2 separate regions of the Homo sapiens genome follow, and region 1 is linked to region 2. The links are chromatin contacts, found by Hi-C or POLR2A ChIA-PET in ENCODE. All regions are on one chromosome and are shown on one strand. Each heading gives the region's core, a stretch centred on a gene start or an enhancer-like site at or near the end of the contact. The rest is flanking DNA. Distances are from core to core; before and after follow the strand shown. Region 1 overlaps HK1 (hexokinase 1). Region 2 holds the start of VPS26A (VPS26 retromer complex component A).

Region 1 (5,996 bases), core at 1,190-3,689, 240 kb after region 2:
AATGCACTCATTCCCTGTGGATCCTGGGGTCGGTTCCCCAGTGCAGGTTTAGCAGAGCCCTGGGTGAAAATGCCCTTTTCTCCTGGTCATTGGCCTCACCCACTTACTGGAGGCCCCGGCCTTGTAGGGTATGGCTGTGGCCTTGTCGGGCAGGAATGAGGTCTCACAGCTCTGGGCTATTTGGGGGCTTCTTGTTACCTGATTTAGAATACCATTGCACAAGCCCTTGGCACAGAAAGCAGAGGAAGCAGGGAAATCACGGTCCCCTCCTTTTACACTCCTGTTGGGGCTCCCCACGCTGGGCCCCCAGGAAGGGCTGCCCTTCCTCCCTGCCCAAGGGGCTGTGGGCATGCCTAGGAAGGGCCTGTCCACCTGCCCCCTCCTCTCTGGGTGCGGGGAGTGGTGGGTCTGTAGCTCACTGAGGACCCTGTGATCAGGGCTCAGGCAGCCCACTGCAGGTTTTCAGTCATTTCTGGGTCCCTAAGCCCGTCGTGGGGCAAGGTGCACTCCTCCTCTCTCCTGTAGACATTCTGGCTCCTCCAGTCTGGCTCGCCTCCTGAGTTGTGGCTGCTGTCCAGCATATGTACTCAGAGCTGGCCAAATGTTTGCTTTAAGGAGGGTGTGCTCACCGCAAGGTTCATGACTAAGATTTCCAGGGAACTCTGGTTCTGGGGTGGACTTCGAGATGAGACCCAGGAGCCTTCTCTTGACTCTACTGTGCTCTTAAGTTCTTGTGGGTGGGACCTGGAGCAAGCCACCAAGCCTTTTCTTTGTCCAAGAGACAAGGGCTAATCCTGGCTAACCTGCTCCCTGGGATTTGGGTTCAGAGCCCTTCAGATTATGTCACAGTGAGTGTCACAGGTGACACTGTCACTAGAGCAGGTGAGCCACTTTATAGTAGGCCACCAAAGCTGGGTGCATCACTACTGGATGGCCCTGCCCAAGGGCTCCCCTGCTACTCCCATTACTGGGGCTGCAGAGACTGGCCCATCCATCTGGCGCCTGCACAAAGGCTGCCAGCTGGTAGGTCTCTTGACCATGCCCAGTTGGCTGCTGCATTGCTTCTCCTTGCAGGTGGCCAGCAGCCCATGGTTTGGCATCCTGCACTTTCTGTTTGGAACACACACTGGCCTATCACTCTGTTTCCCAAGGTCCTTGGGTTGAGCTACCTAAGCCTGGCGCATTCAACACTGAGACTCACCCTGTGCTGCAAACATTCCCTGTGTGTTTTACAAACATTCCCTGTGTGTTTTGGCTTGACCTTTTAGGAGCAAGGTTTGTTAATTAAGGGAGTACCCTCACCTTCTTACCACTGCCCTCTTCGTCTCTCCCAGCCTCTATCCCCATCGTCCCCTCTTCTCAGTCCTAGAATCACTTTATTTCCTACTGTCTCTGTTTCTTCCTCTCCTCCTTTTAAGCAGCCTGAAAAGAGGATGATGACGATAATCATGATAATGTAGTACCATTATAGCAAATTCTTTTTTTTCTTCTTTTTTTTAAGACGGAGTTTTACTCTTGTTGCCCAGGCTGGAGTGCAGTGGCGCGATCTCAGCTCACCACAACCTCCGCCTCCCGGGTTCAAGTGATTCTCCTGCCTCAGCCTCCCAAATAGCTGGAATTACAGGCATGCGCCACCACACCTGACTAATTTTGTATTGTTCGTAGAGATGGGGTTTCTCCATGTTGGTCAGGCTGGTCTGGAACTGCCTGTTCAGGTGTGAGCCACCACACCCAGCCCAGAGCACTTTTAAGCTTTAATAAATTCAGAAGCACAAATGGAACATTCTTAAAATATCACTTACTTAGTTGTGGGAATTTTGAATAGTAAATGTTTTAAGTTTTTGTATTAGCCATCATTTGCCATCTTTAATAAGAGTGACTGAGTCTTTATTTTTATTTTAAATTATTAAAAAAATTTTTTTTTAAAGATGGGATCTTGCCAGGTTGCCCAGGCAGATCTCAAACTCCTGGACTCAAGCGATCCTCCCACTTTAGCCTCCCAAAGTGCTGGATTATAGATGTGAGCCACTATGCCTGGCCATAGTGTGTGTATTTCTCAAATAAAGAGTGTGTTGTCAGGCAAGAAGAGAAAATAATGTTTTTTTTTTTTTTTTTAAGACACTAAAGCTTTGAGTTCAGAGCGGTTAGGTGACTTTTTTTCCTGGTTGATCGCAGACATAGTCTAGCCTGGGGCGGGTCACTTCCTGCCTCTTTGGGCAGGCTTGTCACCCTGGATCACCAGCACTCCAGAAACGGCCTTTCCTTCTCAATGGTGCACTCTGGGGAGTTGTGTTTGGCCTGGATCCGGGAACTGGTGACAGGTCCCATTCATGGGAATCCATTTGAGTTCTGCCCCTTCCTGAGGCAGCCTTCCCTTCACCCGGCCTTCTCTCCCGAGGCTGCAGGAGAGTCTGGAGCCTCCGAGTGCAGATGGCGTGGGGCGCCAGGACCAACTTAGTAATGAGTTTATATCAGTCTGCAATGTAGGTCGCAGGAAGCTTAGCCGGCTTCTCTGGGGAGGGTCATGTGTCAACTCAGCCTAAGATGCCAGCTGCTCTGCAGCCTGAGTAATAGTGACTCAGGGATAGAAGGTCCTACATTAAAATTGACCAGGCGTTCTATTACTCTGGCAACAAAGTCCGACTTTAGAGCTGGCTTGGGGGGGATCTGGGGAAAGATGGGAACAGCAGTAATGACTTCTGGCCCCCTCATGAGGCCCTGCAAGTAAAGCCTTCAGGCAGCTGGCCTTGTCTGGGAGTTCGGGCTGGGGCCACTTCATGTGACTATGGTTTGGCTCTCCTAAGACAGCCTTCTTCTGGGTTCCAAAAAGCTCCATGGCTGTGTCACTGCCATGTGTAAGGGAGGTCTAGTGTCATGAGAGTCATGTGAAAGAGACAAGGGGTTAGCTAGGCTGTGGCATGGCTGCCAAAAGTGTATATATATACGCTCAGGTTGGATTACTAGAGGCAGAGAGATAAAGAAGGGAGGTTCTTAGTTCTACTAACCACTCTTCTGGTTAGAACACACATAGAATATTATCTTCTGTTCTGATTATATTTTGAGACAGGGTCTCACTCTGCTGCCCAGGCTGGAGTGCAGTGGTATGATCATGGCTCACTGTAGCCTCGACCTCCTGGGCTCAGGGGATCATCTCATCTCAGCCTCCCAAGTAGCTAGGACTACAGGCATGTGCCAGCATGCCTGGCTAATTTTTAAGCTTTTTGTAGAGAGGAGGTCTCACTTTGTTGCCCAGGCTGGTGTCAAACTCCTGGGCTCAAGTGATCCTCCTGCCTTGGCCTCCCAAAGTATTGGGATTACAGACGTGAGCCACCATGCCTGGCCCTGGTTATATTTTAGAGATGAAGGGAATTATTAGAGAGATCCAAAAAGATTACCTTAGAGGTGTTGAGCCTCTCCTCATGGGCAGTATTCATGTAGAAGCTAGGGACCCAGTGTTCCAGGCTCTTTCTAGCAGATTCCTAAGATATGTATGTACCTGATAAGTCATAGATAACATGTTATAGCACAGGCAAGCTTAAGCTACAGTGCGGTAGATAAATTGTGGTATATTCATACCAAGGAATACTGTGCGGCAATGAGAATGAACAGTTGTCAAAGACAACTCCGTGGATGACTGTCATCCACATGGTGTCGAGTGAAAGAACACAGACACCAAAGAGCACACACGGTCTCATTTCCCTTTAGACACACCAAACAAACAGGCAGATGTAACTGAGGGTGATAGACGTCGGGGTGGCTGGCAGTTGCCCTTGGGCTGGGTGGTAGCGGTAGTGACTGCAGGGGCAGAAGGGGGCATATTACAGGTGTTTCTCCATCTCGTGTTTCTCCATCTGGGTGCTGGTTACATGGATAGCTGCAGCTTGTGAGAATCCAGTGAACTCTGCACTTAGGATGTGTGTACTTTTTGGGGTATGCATAAGACACTTCAGTAAAAAGTAACATTATGACAGTCTGAATTGTTAAGTCACTCCAGTGGGCTAGAGGCTGTGGAATTGCCCTCAGAGTTTCTGAAATTTTCAGAGAGCGTGGCGTCGGGCGGGGCGGGAAGGCCACTCCACCTGGTGGCTGGTGGAGATCCGTGACCTGTGTGTTATGAAGGCATAGCTGGTTTTCTATTATTTTTCCATTTTTCTCAGTACCCAGATGTTGCATATTAGTGACCACTGAGAGGCCAGTTCTGTTGAAGGCTTTGAATTGCTTCTTAAGAGCTGTACTTGCCCACAGGGTAGCTTTTGAAAAGTGACTCTTCTCTGCATTCACACACAGCATGGCTTTTCAGACAGGGCCACCAGGTCCCAGGAGTACGAGCACTTTGTTTGGGTAGATGTATTCCTTTCTGTGTGTGTGGGAGGGAATGGTTTATATTTTTCTATGAAATGCTAAGCCTGCTTTGGGGCCCCCTGACTGCTCTCATGTTTCCTTCAGCTTTTTGATCATGTTGCTGAGTGCCTGGGAGATTTCATGGAGAAAAGGAAGATCAAGGACAAGAAGTTACCTGTGGGATTCACGTTTTCTTTTCCTTGCCAACAATCCAAAATAGATGAGGTAAGGATGTTCTGGGATTATCGGGCTCTGCAGATGCCCCGGGATGGAAAAGCTAACAAGCCCTTTTCTCCACAACTTTTCCCCTTTGTTGGCAGAATGGTTTGCATGTCTGGTATTTTTAAAGAAACATTTGCAGAAGTTAGTGTGGTATCATGATATAGTGTTTACTTTTTCACTTAAACTTCAGTTATTTATGTATTTTTGGAGACAAATCAGGGTATTTTTGGCCACCAGGTAGACAGAAGCATTTATTAATCTTAGGCAAGCAAAGGAAAATAAAGTAGTTTTAATGGTGGTGGAGAGAGGTGGGAAAGCTCTTTGCCAGAATTGCATGGTGTGATGTTTACCTGGAAACTGCCCTGGTTACTGCGAATATGCTCAGGGCCCTGTCCCTCAGGTGCCAGGGCTGCCTCTCCATAGTGGAGCTGATCAGTGGCTCCAGCCCCAGGGATGCCCTTGGCGACCTCCGAGGTGACTTGTTGTACCCACCTTCCTGTTTGTCATCTATTTGTTTTTTCATTCGTTCATTCATTCAGCAAGGATGGACTGTGATGATAACACTGAACTTCAGCACTGCAGGAATACAAAATAAATACATACAGCCTTGTTCTTTTTTTACATGGAAAGACAGAAACCACACACACCACAAACACAAACCACCCATGAATAAACTTCTAATAATATGAATTCTGGGGTTGGGTGCAGTGGTTCATGCCTGTAATCCCAGCACTTTGGGAGGCCGAAGCAGAAGGATCACTTAAGTCCAGGAGTTCAAGACCAGCCTGGGCAATCTGTACAAAAAGTTAGCTGTGTGCGTTAACATGTGCCTGTAGTCCCAGTGATGTGGGAGAAGCTTGGGAGATCGAGGCTGCTGTGAGCCATGATTGTGCCACTGCACCCCAACCTGGGGGACAGAGTGAGACCTTGTCTTTTTTTGTTTGTTTTTTGAGACAGAGTCTCCCTCTGTCGCCCAGGCTGGAGTGCAATGGCACGATCTCGGCTCACTGCAACCTCCACCTCCCAGGTTCAAGCAATTCTCCTGCCTTAGCCCCCCTAGTGCTGGGATTACAGGTGCCCACCACCATGTCCGGCTAATTTTTGTATTTTTGGCAGATATGGGGTTTCACCATCTTGGCCAGGCTGGTCTCAAACTCCTGACCTTAGGTGATCCGCCTGCCTCGGCCCCTCAAAGTGCTGGGATTACAGACGTGAGCCACTGCACCTGGCCAGGCTCTGTTTTAATACATACTTCACAGGTATTGCACATAATCTTCAAGCATCTCTATGAGTTAAGTGCTTATGATTCCCACTTTACAGATGAGGAAACTGAGTCTCAGAGGGGCTAAGAACCTGTCCAAGGTCACCTAGCCAGGAAGATTCCATGCTCGTAACTGGTCTACTCTGCTGCAAGTTAGTAGCATTTGGGCTCA
Region 2 (5,728 bases), core at 1,283-3,782:
ATTACAGGTGTGAGCCATTGCGCCCGGCCTAAATTGTATTTTCTTTCTTTATCCTTTTTGTGTATTTGTATTTTATTCTCTTCCCTTAACTTTGCCAGTGAACTCTGCAAACAGCTGCTCCCTGACACTCTCACAGTTATTAATGTGAATTTTTAGTCTTTGTGAATTTGAACAAATGACTATTTTTCTCTTAACTGGTTTCTGATTGATAAAAGCTCAGATTATCTTATCATCTAATACTTTCTGACCTAAACTCGGTACTTTTGTTGATGAAAGTCAATCCCTGTAAGTTAGTCACATTTTCCTCACACACCCCACCTTTTTTTTTTTTTTTTTTTTGGCAGAGGGCAAATATAGAGATGCCACAGTTCTCAGCTGGTGAAACACTGTACTGCTCACAATCTAGCTCTAACATTCTGGCTTGCTGAATAGATTGATAGGTAGGCAGACAGACAAATAACTAGCTCAACAATTCTGTTGCTTCTTGTATTTATTATGATAGCACAATTATTGATTGGGTTTTGATCAGTAGAATAAATAATTAGTACAAATTGGTTTCTAGTGTGACTTTCTTTGCCACCTCTTATTTATACCTGGCTTCGCTAGTATTTCTTTGCCTGTGTGGCATTTTCATCTATTCTCTTTGTTATGTTGATATTTAAGTCCCAGAAAAGAGTGGGTAGGAACCAGAGTAGCTCTCAAGGTGACAGGCAAATCTTCTAAGTGAAAAAAACCATTTTTCACTTTTATTAATTAAAGATTTGCATTGTTTTTGCTGCTTTCTTTTCACAGTTCAAACAGACAACAATATCAGTGTTACTATAGTTATTTATTTTTTTTGAGATGGAGTCTCGCTCTGTCACCAGGCTGGAGTGCAGTGGCGCAATCTTGGCTCACTGCAATCTCTGCCTCCTAGGTTTAAGTGATCCTCCTGCCTCAGCCTACCGAGTAGCTAGGATTACAGACGTGCACCACCATGCCCCGCTGATTTTTGTATTTTTAGTAGAGACGGGGTTTCGCCATGTTGGCCAGGCTGGTCTCAAACTTCTGACCTCAAGTGATCCGTCCGCCTCGGCCTCTCAAAGTGCTGGAATTATAGACTGTGAGCCACCATGCCTGGCCCAAATATGTGCATTTAAAGCTACAAATTTTCCTTTTACACAGTGTCACTGCATTCCACAAATTTGATATGTTGTATTATTATCTTTTATTTCAAATTATTTTATTTTTATTATTTTTTATTTTTGAGACAGAGTCTTGCTCTGTCGCCCAGGCTGGAGTGCAGTGGCTCCATCTCGGGCACTGCAACCTCCGCTTCCCGGATTCAAGAGATACTCGTGTCTGACCTCAGGTGATCCACCTGCCTTGGCCTCCCAAAGTGTTGGGATTACAAGTGTGAGCCTCCGTGCCCGGCCTCAACTTATTTTTAAATTTCCATTGATCTCTTCTTTGACCTAGAGATTTGGAATTATGTTGCTTAATTTCCAATATTTCCGGAATTTTCTGGCTTGTTTGGGTTGATTTCTAATTTTAATTCTATTGCGGTTAGAGATGATACTCTGATTTCAATCCTCTTAAATTTGAGGCTCACACTGAGGATTAAGTATAAAAAAATTTTTTTTGATACCTGTTTCATGGACTCGCCTCACAAACTTCTGTTTTAAGGTGGGGTAATTATAGTGCGTTCAGGGATGGATTTTTCTTCTGCTTTGGTTATGCATAGAGTGCACTGTGGCCCTTCAACACTATACTCTGAAATCCCACACAGTATTTTCCTCATCTGGAGGTCCTATAGGCTTACACTAGGGAGGAGGATCCAGTTCAGGCCAGCGTAGTCTTCAGCTGCGCCGTGGGACTTTCGGGGGAGCGCCTTTGCCCTCTCAGAACGGCTGGGCGGAACGGTGGGTTTGTGAGCCCTCCAGGCTCAGGGTGGGTCGCTCAGGGGCCATCTGGGGACTTTGGGAAGCAATGAAAGTTGTACCCTAGGATTTTTTTCTACTGGTCTTCTCTTCAGAGGCGAGAAAGCCAAGTTAAGAAAACCCAGACTCAGAAGGAGGTGGAGCGGGACTGCGTTCAGGCAAGGTGGCAGAACGCCTCGCCGTGGACGAAGAGAGCACATCTCTTCTTGCGAGGCCTAAGGAAGTAGGGCTCCCACTCGCCTCGGCAACCCAAGGACCCAGCCAAGGAGAGAGCCTCCAGATGAATCCTTCCTCTCCTCCTTCCTTCCCAGCCGCTCAAACTTTCACAAAGAGGAACTGGGTGCGGTAAAGAGGCCGGACACGGAACCGCTCGTCCGGTGACCGAAGAGACGGCGAGGAGGAGCCCGCGAACCCGCCTCTGTTCAGGCCCCGCCCACTCGACGTAATTTGCCCGCCCCTCTCCACCCTCCGAAGGGTGGAGCCTGAGGCCCCGCCTCCAAGCGGCCTCTCCCCGGAGTGCCTGGCGGCCAGCAGGGCGGGGCAGGAGGCTGGGAGAGGGACGGGTGCGGGGGTGGGGGAGAGGAAGGGAGCGGTCACGTGTGAGGGGCGGCCCGAGGTCACGTGACGGAGCGCCGGAGCGGAGGGAGCCGGGGCTGGGAGTTCTCCTGAGGGAAGAGGAGTGGAGTAGGGGGGACGCGGCGGCGGCGTTGACAATGGTGAGTGCGCGGCGGCCAGCGCGCTCGCCTCCCGCCCTCGTCCCGGAGCGCGCGGCGGGCCGGCCAACCGCGGGCCGGGCGTCGCCGGAGGAGGGGACGGGGGAGCAGGGCGGGGAGCGGGGTTAGGCCTGTCGGGCCACCCCTGGGTCTGGGAAAAGCTGGCGGCGCCACCTCTTCCCGGTCTCGGCGAGGCCCGAGCACCTACGGGCGGCGGCGTGCTCTCCTGGCCATGTCGGAGCCTCTGCCCGCGTTCTTCGACTGCTTGTTGGGGCTCTGGCTGGGGACTCGGACCCCGCCTCTGCGGGGGCTGGTCGCCGCCTCCCCTTCCTAGGTAGCCAGTCCCTGTTCTCCTCCCGGGCAGCCTCTCTTCCATCCAGGTGGGGCGACCCGGGAGCCCCCCACCTCCGGACTCTTCGGGGGACTTGGGCACTCAGTGTGTCACGAACTTGATAAACTCTGATATTTTAAAACCTGACTATGGTGACATTCTTTGATTTCATGACCCCAGTTCAGGCTTTCTGTTGACACTTGTAAAATGGGAGAGAAAAATAAAAGGACGTTGGAATGGGGGATATCTTTAACTCCAGAGACACCCGTTTGGTGCCCGCCGTTTTAAGCATTGGCTCTCATTTCCGTCCGCAAGCTATTTCGCTGAACTTAACGCTCTGGGTTGTTGAAACGGCCTATGAGGCAGAGGAGGGAGGGGAATCAGTGCTCTCACCACAGTCCGCGGAAGCACTAGCCTGGGCATTGTGGTATTTAGCTGGGTGTCGGCAGTCTCTAGGTTAGATCTCATTTTACCCATTTTCTGGTAGTAGTCGTCAGTTCTCTTCATTTAGCGCCTACTGTATGCTCTCCTAATACTACCTGCTCTTCCCAAAGCTCACTGATTCAATAGACTGCTTGAGACTTTTGGCTTAAAAGGCCGAGCCAGGTATATTTTTAAAAAGCTACTTTGAATAAATAACTTTTAATTTCAGTAATGATGTTGCTTTCAAAACAAAACAAAACAAAATCCAGACATTCATGTTCATTCTTAGAGCTTTTTTTCTTTCATTCAACAAATAATTGCTCAGGTGTGCCTAGGGGACCCCAGTAAAATGGAAACAGCGCCTACCTGCTCTCGTAGCTTACAATGTAGGGAGAGATAAACATTTATTTGTGTAAATTATTTGTTTAACGTGGAAATTAGAATTGTGACAGATACTAAGAAGGAAGTATTGGGGGACCTTGCCTAGTCAGTGTTAGGGCAGGCTTCTTTAATTGAATATCATTTGAAAAGAAAACTTAAAAGGTCCTCCTATTTTTTGCTTACATTTGTAATTATTACTTTTAATACGCTTTTTTGAATTATGTTCAAGAGCAGTTTATATTTTCAAGTTACCCAAACAGAAACTAAATTGTAAAACTTTAAAACACTGAAATGGTCACAGATGTAATATATGTATGAAAATTTGCTGTTTCATTGCTTGTGTATGGGCTAAGTGAATGAATTTTGAGAGTCAGCCTTCCACCTCAGAAATGCAATGAGTTGCATTTCTTTACATCCACTGGACTTAGTGAAATTCCTTCAGTGGGGACTAAAAAGTTGCCTTTTTATGTATCTACCATGTATTTTTGCTAATTGGTAATGCTCAATATTGGGTTCAGAAATTATATGAAAAATCCTAAATTAACCTAAAGTCAGTGATAGGAGGTTTAGGCCAAGATTAGAAAACTATAAAAACAATTGCTAGCATGTTTTTATAGTCATATATATTGCAGTCCAGTTATTTAAAAGCTCAAGAGTTTTAACTTGCATATTAATAGTTAATCCTGAAAATCGCAATATTCCAAATGCGCCCTTGAAGATATCTTTACCAAAAGAAGTGAGTAGTATTTTTGCACTTAAAAGATCTCACGGGGTGCGGTGGCTCACACCTGTAATCCCAACAATTTGGGAGGCCGAGGTGGGCGGATCACCTTGAAGTCGGGAGTTTGAGACCAGCCTGGCCAACATGGCGAAACCCCGTCTTCACTAAAAATACAAAAACAAAAAAAAATTGGCCAAGTGTGGTGGCGCATTGCTGTAGTCCCACCTACTCGGGAGGCGGAAGTTGCCTGACCAACATGGTGAAACTCCGTCTCAACTAAAAATAAAAAAATTAGGTGTGGCGCACACCTGTAATCCCAGCTACTCAGGAGGCTGAGGCAGGAGAATCAATTGAACCCGGGAGGCAGAGGTTGCAGTGAGCCGAGATCGCGCTGCTGTACTCCAGCCTGGCGACAGAGTGAGACTCCGTCTCAAAAAAAAAAAAAAAAAAAAAAATCTCAAAACTGAATTGCTGTCTGCATCATATCCTAACCCTCAACAAATTTTATTCTCTTTCCTTCTAGTCTTTACCAGCTTGACAGTTGTGTATTTTACTTCCTCTTTAACATATCAGAAGTATTAGAATTTTATTTAGAATAATTAGAAAAAGAATTTAATTTCATTACCCTTTATTTCAAATGACAGAAGTTGCACATCTTAGAAAAAACTTTGAAAGAGAGACTTTGGGTAGAGATCTTTCTCTTTCAGTTCTTTCTAAAAGACAAGCTTTTTTCCTCAGTTATTTTTTTCTTTTTGTTCTCTACCTGTAAAATGTAAGATATCCACAATTTTCTGGAGGTGTTTTTTAGTAAGACTAGTTCTTTTATTATTATTATTATTTTTTGAGACGGAGTCTCGCTCTGTCGCCCAGGCTGGAGTGCAGTGGCGCGATCTTGGCTCACTGCAACTTCCGCCTCCTGAGTAGCTGGGACTACAGGAATGCGCCACCACACCCGGCCAATTTTTTTTTTTTTTTTTTTTTTTTGTATTTTTAGTGGAGACGGGGTTTCGCCATGTTGGCCAGACTGGTCTCAAACTCCTGACCTCAAGTGATCCGCCCGCCTTGTCCTCCCAAAGTGTTGGGATTACAGGTGTGAGCCACTGTGCCTGGCTGACTAGTTCATTTTCGATATGCCCTAATGTAAAAAAACTGAATGTTGGTCGGGCGTGGTGCACTTTGGGAGGCCGAGGCGGGCGGATCACGAGGTCAGGAGATCAAGAGCATCCTGGCTAACACGGTG

What was found. A loop is a pair of places that touch in the nucleus more often than their neighbours do. ChIA-PET counts read pairs that join two places held with the same protein, here RNA polymerase II (POLR2A). Pooled maps may share reads with other maps.
Region 1: a loop to region 2 is called in a map of ascending aorta, with 4 times the contacts of the local background. The contact joins the enhancer-like site here to the promoter of VPS26A in region 2. A Hi-C loop is called at or near these places in 1 of 168 maps with a recorded cell type or tissue (ascending aorta) and 6 of 50 pooled maps. POLR2A ChIA-PET finds 5 or more read pairs at or near these places in 1 of 52 experiments (activated CD8-positive, alpha-beta memory T cell).

What each region holds. Positions count from the first base shown.
Region 1 is chr10:69,360,337-69,366,332 of GRCh38, forward strand. It overlaps HK1 (hexokinase 1), which reads left to right. Exons shown (of 18, transcript NM_000188.3): 4 at 4,447-4,566. Among named protein-coding and RNA genes, the nearest start is that of HK1, 44 kb to the left of the region's middle. RefSeq lists an enhancer at 5,661-5,996. Within about 2 kb of position 2,440, at least 20 of the 41 ENCODE cell types and tissues checked have a DNase peak (open chromatin) inside an H3K27ac peak, as active enhancers do; they include ascending aorta, where a contact is called at or near this core.
Region 2 is chr10:69,121,646-69,127,373 of GRCh38, forward strand. VPS26A (VPS26 retromer complex component A) reads left to right here and starts at 2,533. Exons shown (of 9, transcript NM_004896.5): 1 at 2,533-2,635. The coding sequence starts at 2,633. RefSeq lists enhancers at 1,767-2,126, 2,991-3,497 and a silencer at 2,387-2,786.